2 separate regions of the Homo sapiens genome follow, and region 1 is linked to region 2. A link is an interaction called in ENCODE POLR2A ChIA-PET data of the cell type or tissue named here. Cell type or tissue: Panc1. All regions are shown on one strand.

Region 1 (8,000 bases), 190 kb after region 2:
GGGAGGAAGGGGAGCTTATTGGCTGAACCATGCCCACCCCTGGAATTAACACGTTAAAGTCCCAAACCCCAGTACTGCAGAGAACATGGCTGTATTTGAAGACAGAGACTTTAAAGAGGTAATTAAGGTGAAATGAGGTCATTAATCCAATCTGACTGTTGTCCCTATAACAAGAGATTAGGGCAAAGACACATTGCAGAAAGGCCACCATGCGAGGATATGGGAGAAGAGAAGGCGGCCATCTGCAAGCCAAGGAGAGAGCCTGCCGGAGAAATAAGCCCGCTGAGTCTTTGATCTCAGACTTCCAGCCTCCAGGACCAATGAGTTAATACATTTCTGTTGTTTAAACCACCCAGTCTGCGGAATTTTCTTCTGGCAGCCCCAGGAAACTAATCCAGAGAGGAAAGAAGAGAGGACGGGACTGAAACCTGGTTCTGACACCAAAGATGAACAGCTGCAACTGTCCCATCTGTCTGACCTAACATAGTGGGACTGAGATGAAAGCAACTGAACGTACAGATGCCGCTTCCAGACCAGAACCACCTGAGCACAGGAGGAAACAAACACATGGACTGGCAAGGGAGGAGAATGGGTTTCCTGGCTGGGCACTGGGCAAGTGGACAGCTGCGGCCTGCCCCTCTGACTTGGTGATCATCTGCCCTGCACTAGCCAGAGGAACCTCGACCTCCCAGGAATTCTTCTGCTTGCCTGTAAGAGAGGAGGACTAGGTTTGTGTTCACAAACCAGGCTGGGGCCTCCTTTGGATGGGGAGGCAGTGGGTCTGAGGTGGGACCTGCTCCCAGACATGTCGTACTGATGATACTGGTGCAGGAGGGATGGTGTCTGCTGGCGCCTCTGGTTTTAAGTATTAATAGCTATAATTTTACAGGGGCTGAAGGGAAAAAGATAAAAGAATGCCAAAGAAATTATGTCTATAATTCTCAACATCTATTGTGAATATACACTAGTTTTTTAATGAACTGCAGTTACTCTGAATACCAAAAAGCACTAAAAATACTTTAAATTAAAACTTGTTATCACATCCACACATTGTTATTCATTTAATTAGGAAGTTCTATACTGCTTAAAATCATTTTATTATCTTCAGGGCTAATAGAAGTCCCTGCTGTCTCATTTACCCTGTTGGATTTAGTTTACAACTGAACTGTATCTTGATAGACTATGTAACACTGCAACCTCCGTGGAATTGAGTAAGTGGGGTCAAACTAATGTCTTACTATACATATCATTTTGGCTTGAAGAAAACTCAGGTATGTAACACAACACAAACAGCCTGAAGATCATCAGATCTAGGTTTGAGGTTGGGTTTTAGCTTTGTAAATCATAAGATTCAAAAAGATCAAACACAAAACAAACAAAAAAGAATGAACACTCATCCACTTCCCTGGTTTCCCGATGCAGATTTAGTAACGACACCTACCTTCTATTCTTGGTCCTCCATTCCCTAGACTCTGGCTCTCAGGTAGCCTCAGAGGCCTCTGAGTAAACTAGGAAAGTGCAGTCCCCGCTTAGAGTGCGAGCTCCGCTGTGGCTGTGCTCGTGCAGGCTAAGGACTGGCATCTGCCTATTAGAACAGTGGTCCAAAGGGTCACATGCACTGACATGGCCCTGACACATCACCGGTGAACCCCAAGGAGACAAAGCCAGCTCAGAACCTTTAACACCAAGTGCACAGTCCTCCTTAATGGAAAAGGCTCTTAAAGCCTGGCAGAAATTCTGCACTATATTTACTTGCAAATCTACTTTTGTAACATTTTACTGTTAATGAGGAGGAGGAGAGTTATGAAAGTAAATTGTTAGCAGATGGTATTGGAATCAGGCACTTTGCTGGGGGCTCAATTTCCTCCCTGGTAGAGCTTATAAATGTTTAGAAGGAGTAGCTGGATGAGGGTAAGCAAAAAAAAAAAGAGGCTTGTTCAAACCTCTTCAGCAGTTGAGCCAAGCCTCCGGAGGGACCCTGGTTGCCACGAAACAGAGGGATTAAGCTGGTAATGGTATGATCTCTTCAAAATGTAAGTGTTTTGGTAAAAATACTCAAAAAACTTCTGTCTGCAAGCCCTGTACCATGTGACAGGTTAAGCACCGAAGGTCATATGCTACCATCTGCATTTTCAAGACATTCTTTAATTGGAGGGAGTTCCAGAGGGTACGACTGCCACAGGCCCTGAGATGGTTGAGTCCTGGAATCAGGCACTGATCACTAGAGGGGGAAAAAAGAGACACAGTCTTGCAAGTGCAGAGAGAGAACAGAAAACTAAACTTTCCCTCTTCTGATCTCCCGTAACACTCCGAGCCTCTAGAATGGCCCTGCCCACAGGCTGCCTAATGGAAGAATTCACCACGTGCTGCTCTTCTCTGTAATACCTCGCACGTGGTCCCGGGTACTGTTCTGGGAGGCACGGAGCAGCTCATTCATTTCTGTATCCCTGGCCACTCTACCAGTGACAGAGAAACATAGTAGAAAGTGGGCTGTGGAGTCAGAAAAATGTATGATCTTAGCAGTCTCTTCATCTCTCTTGAGCCTCTATCCAACTACCGTGAGGGATTTCTATGCGAATCAATGAGAATTCATATAAAGGTCCCAGCCCAGAACAGGCAATTTATTTATTACACTGTTTGTTGGATTCCATCTGTTGGTGCAATTCCCATTTGAAGGATAAGATGGCTGAACAAAGGGAACCTCTAACTGTCCTTCTCGCTACTCATGACAGGCCCCCGCCTCGAATACAGTCAGCCACTAGCCGATGGAAGGGGTCAGGAGACACAGTACCCAAGAGCCTGGGTGAGTGGGTGCTCCGAATCTGCTCCACCAGGAGCCGGCGACGTCATCTCAGAGCAGCTGCCTGACTTTCTATGACTGTTTCCACATGTGTGAAAATGGTAGTGTGAACCCACACACAGGCTCAGAGCGATACCCGGCACGGTGCCGCCTCCTCCCCACACACACTCTGGACTTACAGGCTTTCTTCCATGCACGTTTCTCCCTCCCTAGAATGTGTTCAGAAGCCCTCTCTGCCAATGCATACTCATCTGCACTTTCAAAACCCGACTTGAGTGCCTCTTGTCAGCCTCAGCCCCAAGAGCACCCCTTTTGGTGCCATCTACCTGGGCTGAGCTGCCTGGCAGCGTCCCTTGTGACGTGCTGCTGGCTCCAACTCAAAAACTACTCATTTCTCAGCAACACCATTGTGTGCTACCGCCAAACAGGCGATCTTGCTCTCTGCAGTAGGTTCCAGTCCAGACCCTGAGGAGTAAGATGGTGGTCCCGGAAACCAGTTCAAATTTCTCACTGGCATACAGAGTGCTGAAGGAAGGCTGTGTATAGGCCCCCCGATTCTGATCGTGAAATCTCATTATCAGTTCCAAGCCCCCCACGGAGCTGCAGTGGGCAGGTAGCTGGGACGAGACACATTCCCAAGTCAGATATCTCAGCCAGCCATCCAGGTTTCCCACGGAAATTCATTAACTCACTGTATTCCTTACTATTGCTAAATATGCTGGTTTCAGAAGCCACAGAGTGAATTTTCCAAGGATTAAAATAGGACACGAAGTTCAAAGATGTCTCAGTCCTGACACAGTGGAAGCAGCATTAGGGACTTGGGCACGCACACCATTCGAGAGCCTGACAACCCTGAAGACAAGTAAAGCGAGTAACTTAAAGTCAGCTTCAGTCAACCTTACTGCTGAAACAGCTACATGCCCAAGTAAATCATTTTAATTTTTCCAACTTTTAATTTCAAAAAATTTTAAAGCTACCCAAAAAGTTGAATGAGAACAAGAACATCCCATTCTCTTTACCTTGATTCACCTATCATAAGCATTTTTGTCAGTTTGTTTTAGCTACATGCATACACGTTTTCTTGCTGTGATTTTTGAAAGTATTAATAAGTGGGAGACATCTTATTTCACCCATAAATACTTAAGAACAGGGACATTCTCCTTCAGAGCCACAATACCATTATCATACCCAACAAAGTTAAAGTTGACGTATTGTCATTATCTAATATCCAGTTCACATTCCAACTTCCCGAACTGACCTGTCTCTTTTTTGGTGGCAGGGAGGGTTGGGGGAGGACTTCATTAATTAAGGGTCATATGCTGCTCAGTGAAGTTGTCATGTTTCTTTAATCTCCTTTCATCTAAAGGAATTCTTTTCTCTTTCGTGACACTGATGTTTTTAAATAATGCAGACCAATGAGCTGTCCCTACAAATTTTGGTGGCCTAATCATTTCTTTATGATTAGATCTGAGTTAAATCTTTTTGGCAAGAATACTACCCAGGTGATACTGTGTGCTCCCACCGCACTGCACCACACCGGAAGGACCTGGCGCCAGCCCATCCCATCACTGGGGAAGCAGAGCCTGCAGTACACACAGATTGCTCCTTGCTCTGTTAGAAACAAGTAAGCTCCTCCCTTTTGTAGTAATAGTTTGGGGGTGTGAATCCTGTCATTGTCACTCAATCACATACTCATTTTTTTGTTTGGGTTCTGTTTTTCTATTATTTTTATTTCCCATACTCATTTATTACACACCTTTAATTTGCAGTTTGAGAGTGCAGAGCTAAGCTGGATTAAAGACAGGGTCCCCAGATACAATTCAGCACAAGTCCAACTGGGGACACATTTTCATACAAAACACATTGAAAGAAAGACAGACAATACAATCAGGAGTAGCTTATACTCTGCCTGGAATAAAGCAGGTGCTTAGCAAATATTTGTTGAATAAGGGACCTGTATGGTTCAGGCAAATAAAAGCTATTAGGCCAATCTGCATCCTTTCCATTCTTCCTTCTCACATCACCTCACCCCTGGGGCTGAAAGGAAGTCTTCGAACGTGGCCACCCTGCCTCCCACCACGAGAGATCAGGATCCCTGACTGATTGGATTGCCGGAGTAAAGGCTCAACTGCCTCAACCTGATCAGCCCATCTCACCCTCTCTCTCCAGCCTTACCCATCTCTCTTTCTCTTCCCTCCCCCGCCCCTCAGACTCCACTGCTCCTGAGGTGTGGTCTGCACACGCAGGGGATGCCTCCCACCTCCCCTCCCACCTGCCTGGAACAGTCCCTCACTTTCAGGTCTGGTCTAGAGTGCAAGCCTCACCTTCTTCAAGCTCTTCCTCAGCAAGTAAGTGTTCCTTGGTCTTCAGTGTCTGAAAACATTTACAAGCATCCTGCGTTATGGCTCTTAATCCTATCGCCTAACGGTGGTACTATTTACAAACATTTTCACATGGCTAGGAAGCCTTCAGGCCACTTCCTAGACCCAGCTCATTCCCTAGGGCCTCCTTTCCTTTCCTAGAGCAGGCTCCAGGGATAAGCCCTGTCCTTGTCCTTTGCTATGTCCTTTCATAAAAGCTGCCACCCATGCTCTCTTATTGAGACAGTCCTCATCCCAAAACGATAGTGAAGTGGGACTTGTGTCCCTGCCACATCACCCCAAAAACTGACACATGGACATGGAACCTTTATTTAAAAGGCTAATTGTTGAATCCAGTCCTGTCTAAAGAATGTATACAATTTAGGACTGGCAGAAAAAAAATCAGAGGATGTGGTTCAGTGAAAGGCATTGTTGTGCCTGGGATGTTTGTAGGACTACTCCAGGAACTAAGGAAAACACACAGATGTTTGAGATCTGGTCTTTGCCTCGAAAATTTTAGTTCTAGTGGGAGTGATAAGTTATGGAGATAAAGAACTGTAAGGATGGAACATTATAAATGCCAAAATAAATCAGATGCTCTTGAAATGGGTGAATTGCATGGTATATTAGTTATATCTCAATAAAGCTGTTACCCCCAAAGAGCTTCTGGTTATGTAGGTTAATCTACTGACATTTATCATAGTAGGAATTAAAATGGGGAAGTTTTAAAATATTAATTAATTTGAAATAAAAAATAAAAAGAGATGCACTTTTTATTTTTTTAAAAAAAGAGAGCGATGCCACACACATTTTATATGAGGGAGACAATAATTCTAACTCTAACAGGAGTGGGATTTGAAAAACAGGCAGGATTTGGACACTTAGAAATGATGGGTATGAGCATTCCAGGCAGGTACAAGAGTATGAGGCAAGGCAGAGAGCAGGAATGATGCCATCTTTGTGCGAGAGCAATGGGACTAGAACAACGGGTTTGTTTCCTTAGACTTAAGGCTGGATACAGAGAGGTGGGTCAGATAATAAAGGGCTCTGAACACAGGTGAACGGCTGAGACCTGACGAGGCGGGTCACTGACAGGGAGCCACTGTAAGCACTGACACAGCTACAGGGAGGCTTCCGTGAGGGGTGCTCCAACACACCATGCCAGATGGGTGCACACACCTGAGTCAGGGAACAGGGCAGGGACGCAAGCGTTACGTGAGGAAGCTTCAACAATGTTCCTATCAGTGAGGATGGAGAAGAGGCAGGTTGAAGACACATTTTAAGGAAAGATCAGAGAGCTGGTATTCCAGCTAGTATTATACATTGACCTGATCTTTCCGAAACAGGCCACCCTCAGCTTCTTCCTAATAACTCTCTCAATGTTGACCCTTCCTTCGTATAAATTGAGAAACTATGAGATGAACAAGCCAGGAAGCTACACTTGTTCCCTAGCTTATCAATATGTAACAAGGAAGAGTGAGTTAGTGCTAGAACTCCATATTTTAAGTTCCACAGGTTGATCTAACAAAGTCTAATTAACCTCTCATATTTACATTTCAATCACTGTCAGGTGACGTTTTTATGTACTAATAAGATTCCATTTTTATTCTTGAAGAAAACTGTCAGTATACTCATTTTCTTTAAACAATTTAGATGTCCACTGTTTGATGGCAGGGGTTGTGCTAAGAGCTTCCATTTATCCATGATTAATCAACATTTATTCAACAGACATTTCCTAAAATCTGAGTTGTGAAGAACATCAAACAAATCAAATAATAATGCATACTTATAGAGGGAAAAATCTGAATACCGATGTTTAAAAACTGACTCCAATGAAATCTACCTATATTAAAATAAACCAATTCTAAAAAATCATCATCCTTCATTAGATTGGTGTCAGGCTAATATACAGATATGTTGGGTTTTTCACAGTATATGGTATATTCTGGAGTGCTTTTACAGATAAATTTTACTCAATAATTATAGTTTATGTAAGCTATTATTACAAGATGTCTGTATTATCCAATAAAAAAACTAAGAGGCTATTAGAACTGAAGTCAAAAGTATGTGACTAGCTTGAGAAAGTATTAAAATATTTATTGGAGAGTTACTGGAGAGTCAAACAGCTAATTTCATACATGGGTAAGTAATTAAATACCAAAATGTATTTATTTCTTAAGAAAAATGGCTTAATAATGGTGTTCAGCATAACCAAAGAATAGGTAAATCTGTAAAGCTGCTTTTTAAAGGTGCAATTGCAGACTTATTCCACAGATTTTAATGTTAATGGGAAATCGTAAGATCCTTATGCAAAAATTATACACAATCAAGGACTTTTGTTTCCTTACCAAGCTCCAAGAAAAGAGACTATTAAATAATAAAGTAAAAAAGTCATAGAATTTAACCTGAAAACAAATATTCCATTAGCATGTAAAATTTAATGTGTTTCCTAAACAAAATCATCCCCATGATGCCAAGAAGTTTTCTACTGGAGTGTGAAGGTGAAGGAGGTTTCCCCAAATTAATCAACCTAAAATATTGGGGGATGGGGATGTTGCTTACTTTTCATTTCTATTTCTTTCTATCCTCCCACCTCTCTCTCTTTTTACATTTACATTACCCAGTGAGCAAATTTTATCAATGAGAAGCCAGGAAGGGCTGACTCCCTTTGGTATATTTACTTAAGATATAAAGGCCAATCAACCATTGTGCTCAGAAAAGTTGTGGCCGTTTCTGGGCCTACTTCAGATCTCTCCTTAGCTCCAAGTGACTTATTATGAAGCCAAAGAAAGAGGAAAACTGAGCTGATCAAAGGCCAGGCTGTCATTAAGTGAAAATGA
Region 2 (8,000 bases):
ATCTTATATAGGTACAGTTTGTGGTGCCCCAAAACAATTACAATAGTAACATCAAAGACCACTGATCACAGATCACCACAACAGATATAATAATAATGAAAAAGTTTGAAATATTGTGAGAATTACCAAAATGTGACAGAGACACGAAGTGAGCACATGGTGTTGGAAAAATGGTATTGATTCCTTTGCTCAATGCGGGGTTGCCACAACTTTCAATTTTTTTTTCTTTTGTAATCACTAAACACATAGTACTCAACATTTCAAAAAAGATCACTTAATTTCAGTGGACATTTTTTCCTGACGTAACATTCTGGTTTATAAGGAATCTTGTTATTACTGAGGAATTGAGTTATTTATTAAATGCCTTTTTTTTTTCCAGGGGGTTAGGCTGTCAAATTAATTTCCCATGGCTAATCAGCCTGGGCTTGACTCTACGCACGTAATGGTCCTACACTCCCCCAGCTCTCTAGGACTTGCAGTCTCTCTGATCCTAACAGCCTGCAGGTCTTTTCTTACCAGCCAGGACTCTTTCCCAGTCCCTTCAGTGGTGCTCACCAGCCCCTCAGTTTCTCTGACCTTAACCTTTTGATCCTTATTCTGCCAGTCCCTTGGCTTAGATGGGTTCTTAATTTCTTTTCTCCCCAAATTTGTATTTTTCTGTCCTGACCAGAGGCGTCAGATTGTTCCACACTGTTTAAATGTGCCAGTCAACCTCTCTTCTCCGACTCTCTGCACAGCTGGGCCTCAGGGTCACCACTCTTCTCAAGCCCCATAGTCTAACCCTTCTCGGGTCACAGAGGACTTCCTGCCAGCTATCTAGACCCTAGAGCTCCCCTGCCTCCCGTCGCCTGGTCCTTTCGCTTTTCACTGCTGCAGCTTTGCTCAACCTTCCCTCCTCATTCCTGCCCCTGGGGGAGAGCTGCCCCTCCTTTCCAGTGCCAACCTCTTCATCAGTGCTTTAGAGTTCTGCCTCAGCACTAAACAAAAACAAAAACCAACTAAAGATTTTAGTATTTTTATATTAATATTTAAAATTGTCTAATTTTAATAAATGTTAAATAACATTTGGTTTTAAGAAATATTAAATATTCAATGTTAAATAATATTGTTTATTAACATTAAATAAAGGTGGGAGGATCACCTGAACCCAGGAGGTTGAGGCTGCAGTAAGCTGTAATTGTGCCATTGCACTCCAGCCTAGGTGACAGAGCGAGACTGTCACCAACAACAACAAAAAAAACACTGATTGCAGCAACAAAAGTTAGAAAGCACTACCCTTTAACAGAGAGCTGATTAAATTATGGTGTATTTATTATCGGTGGCAATTAAATAATTTTAATTTTAATAAATATTAATTTTTAATATTAAATATTTAAAAATCTTATTTTAATAAATATTGAATAATTATTAAGTAACACATGCACATGGATTTAAAAGTTAAAGTAGTATAAAATAATCTACAGAGGCTACTATTTGATGTCAGTTTGTGTGTATTTGCATTCTGCCAGAGATATTCTTCCATAGATGATACATGCATAAACAAGTATGTACATCCATGCATTTCTTCTTCTTCCTGTCTCCTCCTTCCACTCTTTTTGAACACAAATACTATCTATACACAGTCTAGATATTGCTTTTTAAATATATTGCTATGTTTTGGAAAACAATTTGTGTCAGTACTATAGACCTGCCTCATTCTTTTAATGGATGCAAAATATCCCTTTTTTTTGTTTTTGAAGACTCTGTCACCCAGGTTGGAGTGCAGTGGTGTGATCATAACTAGTTGCAGCCTCAACCTCCTGAGTTCAGGTGATCCTCCCACTTTAGCTTCCCAAGTAGCTGGAATTACAGGTGCACTCCACCATGCCTGGCTAATTTTTAAGTTTTTTTGTGGAGACAAGGTCTCACTATGTTGCCCAGGTTGGTCCTGAACTCCTAAGCTCAAGCAGTCCTCCTGCCTTGGCCACCCAAAATGCTAGGATTACAGGCATGAGCCATCGTGCCTGGCCCAAACAGTGTTTCAGTAAGCATCCTTACAACATAAGTCTTTGTGCCCATGTACAGCTTTATCATTATGAAGTCTTAAAAGTGGAATTGCTAGATTAAAGGGTGCCTGCATTTTCATCTTCTGAAAAGAAAAAAAATCTATTTCTTGTATAATTACTGTTCTGGTCTGTTTATGCATTGTTGATTTCTTAGATATGTCTTCAATGTCTGCTATCTTTTTAAAGCATTCATCTCTTTATTTCTTGTGAGTTCCCAGAGAATTTCTGAGGCATTCTGGTTCAGCGTTCTACGTTTCACAGTCCCTGTGATCACTGAATTCCTAAATGTGATACTCATTGTTTCTAAGAACTCTTTACTGTTCTCCTAGTCTCCTCTCAAGTGTATAGGCCTTTTATTTCTTAACTTTCTATGTAAGGATAACATATATCCAAAAAAAACACATAAGTCTTCTGTTCAACTTAATGAATTCTCAAGAAGTACACCTTATGTAACCAATGCTTAGATAAATAAATTATTGCCAGCACCTTGGAATGTCCCTTGTGCCCCTTACAGTCTCTCTGTGGGTAGCCACTATCTTTTCTCCTAACACCACAGATTCATGTTGCCTATTTCATTTTAATTTTATATAAATGTAATTGTACAGTACATACTGCTTCTTTCTTTTGTGTAACATTATGTTTGAAGGTAGTTTGTTCTCACTGATATATAGTATTCCATTGCATGACTATACCACAATCCATTTGTTCATTCTACTGTTGATGGTCACCTCAATGGTTTCTAGTTTTGGGCTATCATGAATAGCGCTGCTGTGGACACTTTTGTTTGTGTCTTCTGGTGCACATATGTACACATTTTTGTTGGGTGTATATACACATAGAGTAGAATTGCTGCATCATAGGGCATAGAGTCCTGGTTGTTCCACATCCTTGCCAGCACTTGGTATTTTCTTTGTCATTTTAGTCTTTTTGATAGGTGCAAAGTAGTGTTTCATTGTGGTTTCAGTTTTCATATCAACTACTCATGCCATGGAGCCCATTTTCATGTTTATTGGCTCTTTGGATATCCTCTTTTGTGAAGTACCTATTGAAATTTATTTTTCCATTTTAAAATTATTTTTAAAAATATATTTGGCTAGCTCGTATGTCACACTTTTTTGACAAAATCCTTTTTCTCCTCCCTTCTCATTTATCCTTTTAAATTTATTTTCTTGGCTTTTCTCTCACCTGTTCTTTTCTAACCACTGAACTTTAGAGCCACTAACTACTCCTAACTTTTCTAGAATTTTTAGTGAATTTGCATGAAACTTACTTTGAGAAAACATTGGTACTCAAACTGGAAGATAATGTTATTGTTATTCTAAGAAGGGAAAAGATGATAAATACTAAGCCGTACTAGTTTTTTGGCCACTAGATTGCATTATTATCCCCATGTTTAATTCTCATTTTAATTTTATTTTTGACAAGAGCTTGTTAGAAGTGAAAGTCTTTTAATTTGCATTTTAAGTCTGGAGACTCCTTTTTAAAAAATGTAAATGTTTTACAGGTTCTTGATCAATATGAACGAGAAGGATTTAACTTCCTAGCCAAGGTGTTTAATTCTTCACATTCCTTCTTAGAAGACTTGACTGGTCTTACATTGCTGCATCAAGAAACCCAAGCTGCTGAGGTAAGAACAAAACAAGCTTTCTGTAGTGAAGACTGACATGCTTAAAACTATTTGATATTCGCCATATGGAAAAGGAAGAAAGCAATTAATTTTAATTTTTGTAACTTAGAGCAAATATCACTAAATAAGTCTGCTAGTTACCAGAGAACGAATAACCCTCAGCAAGTGCTGGATACTGATGTGTGTAGGTTGCTGTCCAGTAGGTGCCTAATACACAAAATCAGTGTGATAAAGGAAGTATAGGTTGTAGATTTCCAGGCACCTCTTGTCCTTACTGAAGATCTGCATGTGTATGACCATTGGAGAGAGTTGGCTTTAATGTCCATATATCAAAATGTAAGTTGGTAAAGACATTGGACTCCAGCTATGTTCTTTAGAAAGAAGGTATTGGACTCTGGCCATGTTCTTCAGAAAGAACATGCCTGGCTTTTTCACGATTTGATCAGTCTTCTTAGACCCTGAACCCCACCATGAAATGGCTTCCCCAGACACAACCCGAGAGAGTTATGCTTTGTTTCTCAGCTAAAATATTTTGCAGATCTTAATTTCCTGGGTCATTGCATCATTTTTTTTTTTTTTTTAAAGACTGAGTTTAAGAAATAAATTATCGGCCGGGCGAGGTGGCTCATGCCTATAATCCAAGCACTTTGAGAGGCCAAGGTGGGTGGGTCACAAGGTCAGGAGTTTGAGACCAGCCTGGCCAACATAGTGAAACCGTGTCTTCACTAAAATAAAAAAATTAGGTGGGCATGGTGGCAGGCACGTGTAATCCCAGCCACTCGGGAGGCTGAGGCAGGAGAATTGCTTGAATCCTGGAGGCAGAGGTTGCAATGAGCCGAGATTGTGCCACTGCACTCCAGTCCGGGCGACGGTGCGAGACTCCGTCTCAAAAAAAAAAAAAAAAATTATTGTGTTTTTCCAAATGCTCGCTGTTCTTAGAAAAGGGAATGCTGTGTATGGTGGTAGAGCTATTTGGATCACTTGGCAAAATGTGCAATTCCTCAGAATTGATGAGTGAGATTAAATCAATCTTTTCCCCTTAGTTACCTGGATAAAGAAGCCATGAGGAGAAATGTAGCTTATGTTGTGTTTCCACAAACTATATAAGGAAAACCTTGACTTCCTGTGTCCTGCAGGGGTAGTGCACTTGCCATTAGTCCTTTTAAGTTGCAATTCTTCCCACCAGCTAAAGAGAAATATATAAATTATTTCTAGCTAGGTGGCAAAACTCCCCCAGCCATCTTGTCAAATGATTGCATGGGTGCAAAGATCTATAAATTCCTCCATAGGTTGCATATCCTCACCATTCAGGGAGGCCCCAAGTTGTCAATGAATAGATGGCCAGGCCCAATACTGGACCAGCCAGTGGTGAAAGGGCTGCTGTTTGGAGAGGTGGAGCTAGTGCTGAGTATAGGAAGACCATGTAGAAATACCAAAGTCAGACCCATTGGAGGTTTGAGCAGATTGTGAGATTTTTCAGGTACACCAGGGAGGCAAGATAGTACATCTCTAGTGCTGGACTTAAACTGAAGGCAGTCCTTCTTTAAATTGTTTTGGTGCCCTCTGGGCATTAAACAGATGCAGTCTTCCACTTATGGCCAATAGTTAGAGCCACAAAGAGTCTATTTCAAGTTTCAGGAGATGAATGGCATCTCTGCTGCTCTTTGAGAGACTTTAAGGTATTTTTCCCCTGAATTGTGATTGGGTTCCCAGGCAGGGTTCAGAACATTGTGTTTATTGTCTGCCGTATTATCTTTTAAGCAATGCTGTACTGCCTGATGGTATGGAAGAGGTAACATAGATGTTTGTAAACATACAGTCATTTGATGGCTAAGGAAGTTTTGCCACCCAGCTAGAAGTAACTTATGTATTGTTAGCTAGAAGAATTTCAACCTGAAATTGACCCAATTTTTCACTCTTTAAAACAGAGCAGTTGCTAGAATAGTGGGTAGGTTTCTAGATTTAACCTGGTTTATCTTACATTTTAGTTGGTCAAACCTTAATGGCTTTTTCAAAGACTTAGAGAAAGTTTAAAAGCAATAGTGACTAAATAGATGGTGGAGCAGAAGGGAGCATGGTTTCATCCACGAGCCTGAGTTTTCTTTTTGAATTTTCCTCTACTAAATTATATCTTTAGTTTTGGAATCATACGTCACATCAAATTTTAGATTAGAGATGGTAAACTGTTTGGCCTGTGAGCCAGATACGGCTTGCAGGTATGTATTTTTTGGCCTGCCCAGTTTGTTAAATTCTGAATAAAGCCATCATTTAAAAACCACAAGTTTTAGGCGGGGCGTGGTGGCTCACAGCTGTAATCCTAGCACTTTGGGAGGCCGAGGGGGGCAGATCACCTGAGGTCAGGAGTTTGAGACCAGCCTGGCCAACATGGTGAAACCCCGTCTCTACTAAAAATGCAAAAATTAGTCGGGCATGGTGGCACATGCCTGTAATCCCAGTTACTCGGGAGGCTGAGGCAGGAGAGTGACTTGAACCCGGGAAGCAAAGGTTGCAGTGAACCAAGATGGCGCCACTGCACTCCAGCCTGGGCGACAGAGCGAGACTCCATCTCAAAAAAAAAATCACAAGAGGGTCTGAATTTTCCCATTTCCAACTTTGAAAAATCAGATCTGGGAACTCCAGACATGCATCTCTTAATAGTGATGGTTAGCTAGAGCCAAGAAGCAAAGTTTATAGATAATGCACTTGATATAAAATTTAAAGGTATTACGAAATACTCTGGGCTGGGCATGGTGGCTCATGCCTCTAATCCTAGCACTTTGGGAGGCCAAGGCTGGTGGAGTGCCTGAGCTCAGGAGTTTGAGACCAGCCTGGGCAACACGGCGAAACCTCATCTCTACTAAAAATACAAAATCTAGCCCGGTGTGGCAATGTGCGCCTGTAGTCCCAGCTACTCTGGGATGAGGCAGGAAAATTGCTTGAACCAGGGAGGCAGAGGTTGCAGTGAGCTGAAATCGCGCGACTGAATTCCAGCCTGGGCGACAGAGCGAGACTCTGTCTCAGGAAAAAAAAAAAAAAAAAAAATTCTGTGAAAAGGATATCTTCCTTCTATACAGGTCCCTTAGCTCCTCAGTTCCTTTCCTGGAGACAAACACTGTTGTTACTTTCCTGCCCAGAGATATTCTTTAGGTTATATTCTTTATTTAGATGATGCCCTTTAGTAGGTGACCCTTAATAGGTATTTGAGCTTATAACCCGTCTTCAAAAAGGATCATTATTTTTCTTAACTCTGAATAGGACTGTGTTTTAAGATAAGGTTTGAAATATAGTACTTAGTAGAGGACCTCCTAGCAACAAAAATTACTGTTCTAACTACATCATTTTCTATTACTTTGAAAAATGTGTGTATGCGCATATAAGCAAAATATATAAATATATGTTAAAATATATATATACCTTTACGTATATCTGTGTAAAAGTAGTGTTTTGATTTACATACTTGATTCTCAATGCGTTTACAGGTGGTCAGTAATAAAAACACAGAATTCTGCATTCTACGTAGAAAGGTCTCCACTTATTTATTTTAGCAACACAATCAAGATGCTAAATTAATTCTCATTTTGGGTTAACTATTTACATCAATCAACATTGGAATTGCAAACGATTCAACTAGATAATTATATGTGACATTACCATTATATACTTTGTTTATAAAATACGTGTTTAAAAAATATACTGAACATCTTTTGAAAATCTGATACCAAGCACTGTGCTAGTAACTGAATACAGAAGTTAATGAGACACTGACCCTCAAGGGCTCATAGTCTAGTGTGAGAAGCTGACATGGAAATAGTGAGCTCTAATGCAATAAAAAATGTTTTAGTCATTTGTATATTAAGTGCTGAGAGAGCAGTTACTTCTGCCTAGGGGAATAGGATGTCAAGAAAAGCTTCACAGGAAGAGAACAAATATTTCACTTAGTTTTAAAGGATGAGTAGACTATTTTTAAAAATAAAAGTTGGATTTTGGCAGAGAAAGAGTAGAGAAGGGAAGGGCAAGAAGCCTAGGGCGTTCTAGACTGAATAAAGGTCTCCGAGGCCAAGTCTTTAGTATATTACTCAAAATCATGAGTAGTGTGATGTACTTGGAGCCACAGTTACCTGAAGTCAACATAATGTTTTTTAATAATAGCTTTATTGAGTTATAATTCACATACCATAAAACACACCATTTTGGCTGGGCGCAGTGGCTCACGCCTGTAATCCCAGCACTTTTGGGAGGCCGAGGTGGGTGGATCACTTGAGGTCAGGAGTTTGAGACCAGCCTAGCCAACATGGCGAAACCTTGTCTCTACTAAAAATACAAAATTA

Evidence for each region. ChIA-PET counts read pairs that join two places held together with the same protein. Peaks named below come from ENCODE experiments on the same cell type or tissue, not always from the same donor. Only the 100,000 strongest peaks of a DNase experiment are listed, where the experiment ranks them.
Region 1: POLR2A ChIA-PET joins it to region 2 with 10 read pairs; 3 of 35 experiments call an interaction of 5 or more read pairs at or near these places.

The regions. Positions count from the first base shown.
Region 1 is chr3:11,611,148-11,619,147 of GRCh38, forward strand. The region is part of intron 1 of VGLL4 (vestigial like family member 4); the gene reads right to left. Among named protein-coding and RNA genes, the nearest start is that of VGLL4, 29 kb to the right of the region's middle. In Panc1, no CTCF peak of the experiment used is centred here; no DNase peak of the experiment used is centred here; H3K4me3 peaks cover 212 bases; H3K27ac peaks cover 7,741 bases.
Region 2 is chr3:11,423,255-11,431,254 of GRCh38, forward strand. ATG7 (autophagy related 7) reads left to right here. Exons shown (of 21, transcript NM_001349232.2): 20 at 3,550-3,672. Among named protein-coding and RNA genes, the nearest start is that of ATG7, 150 kb to the left of the region's middle. In Panc1, no CTCF peak of the experiment used is centred here; no DNase peak of the experiment used is centred here; H3K27ac peaks cover 816 bases.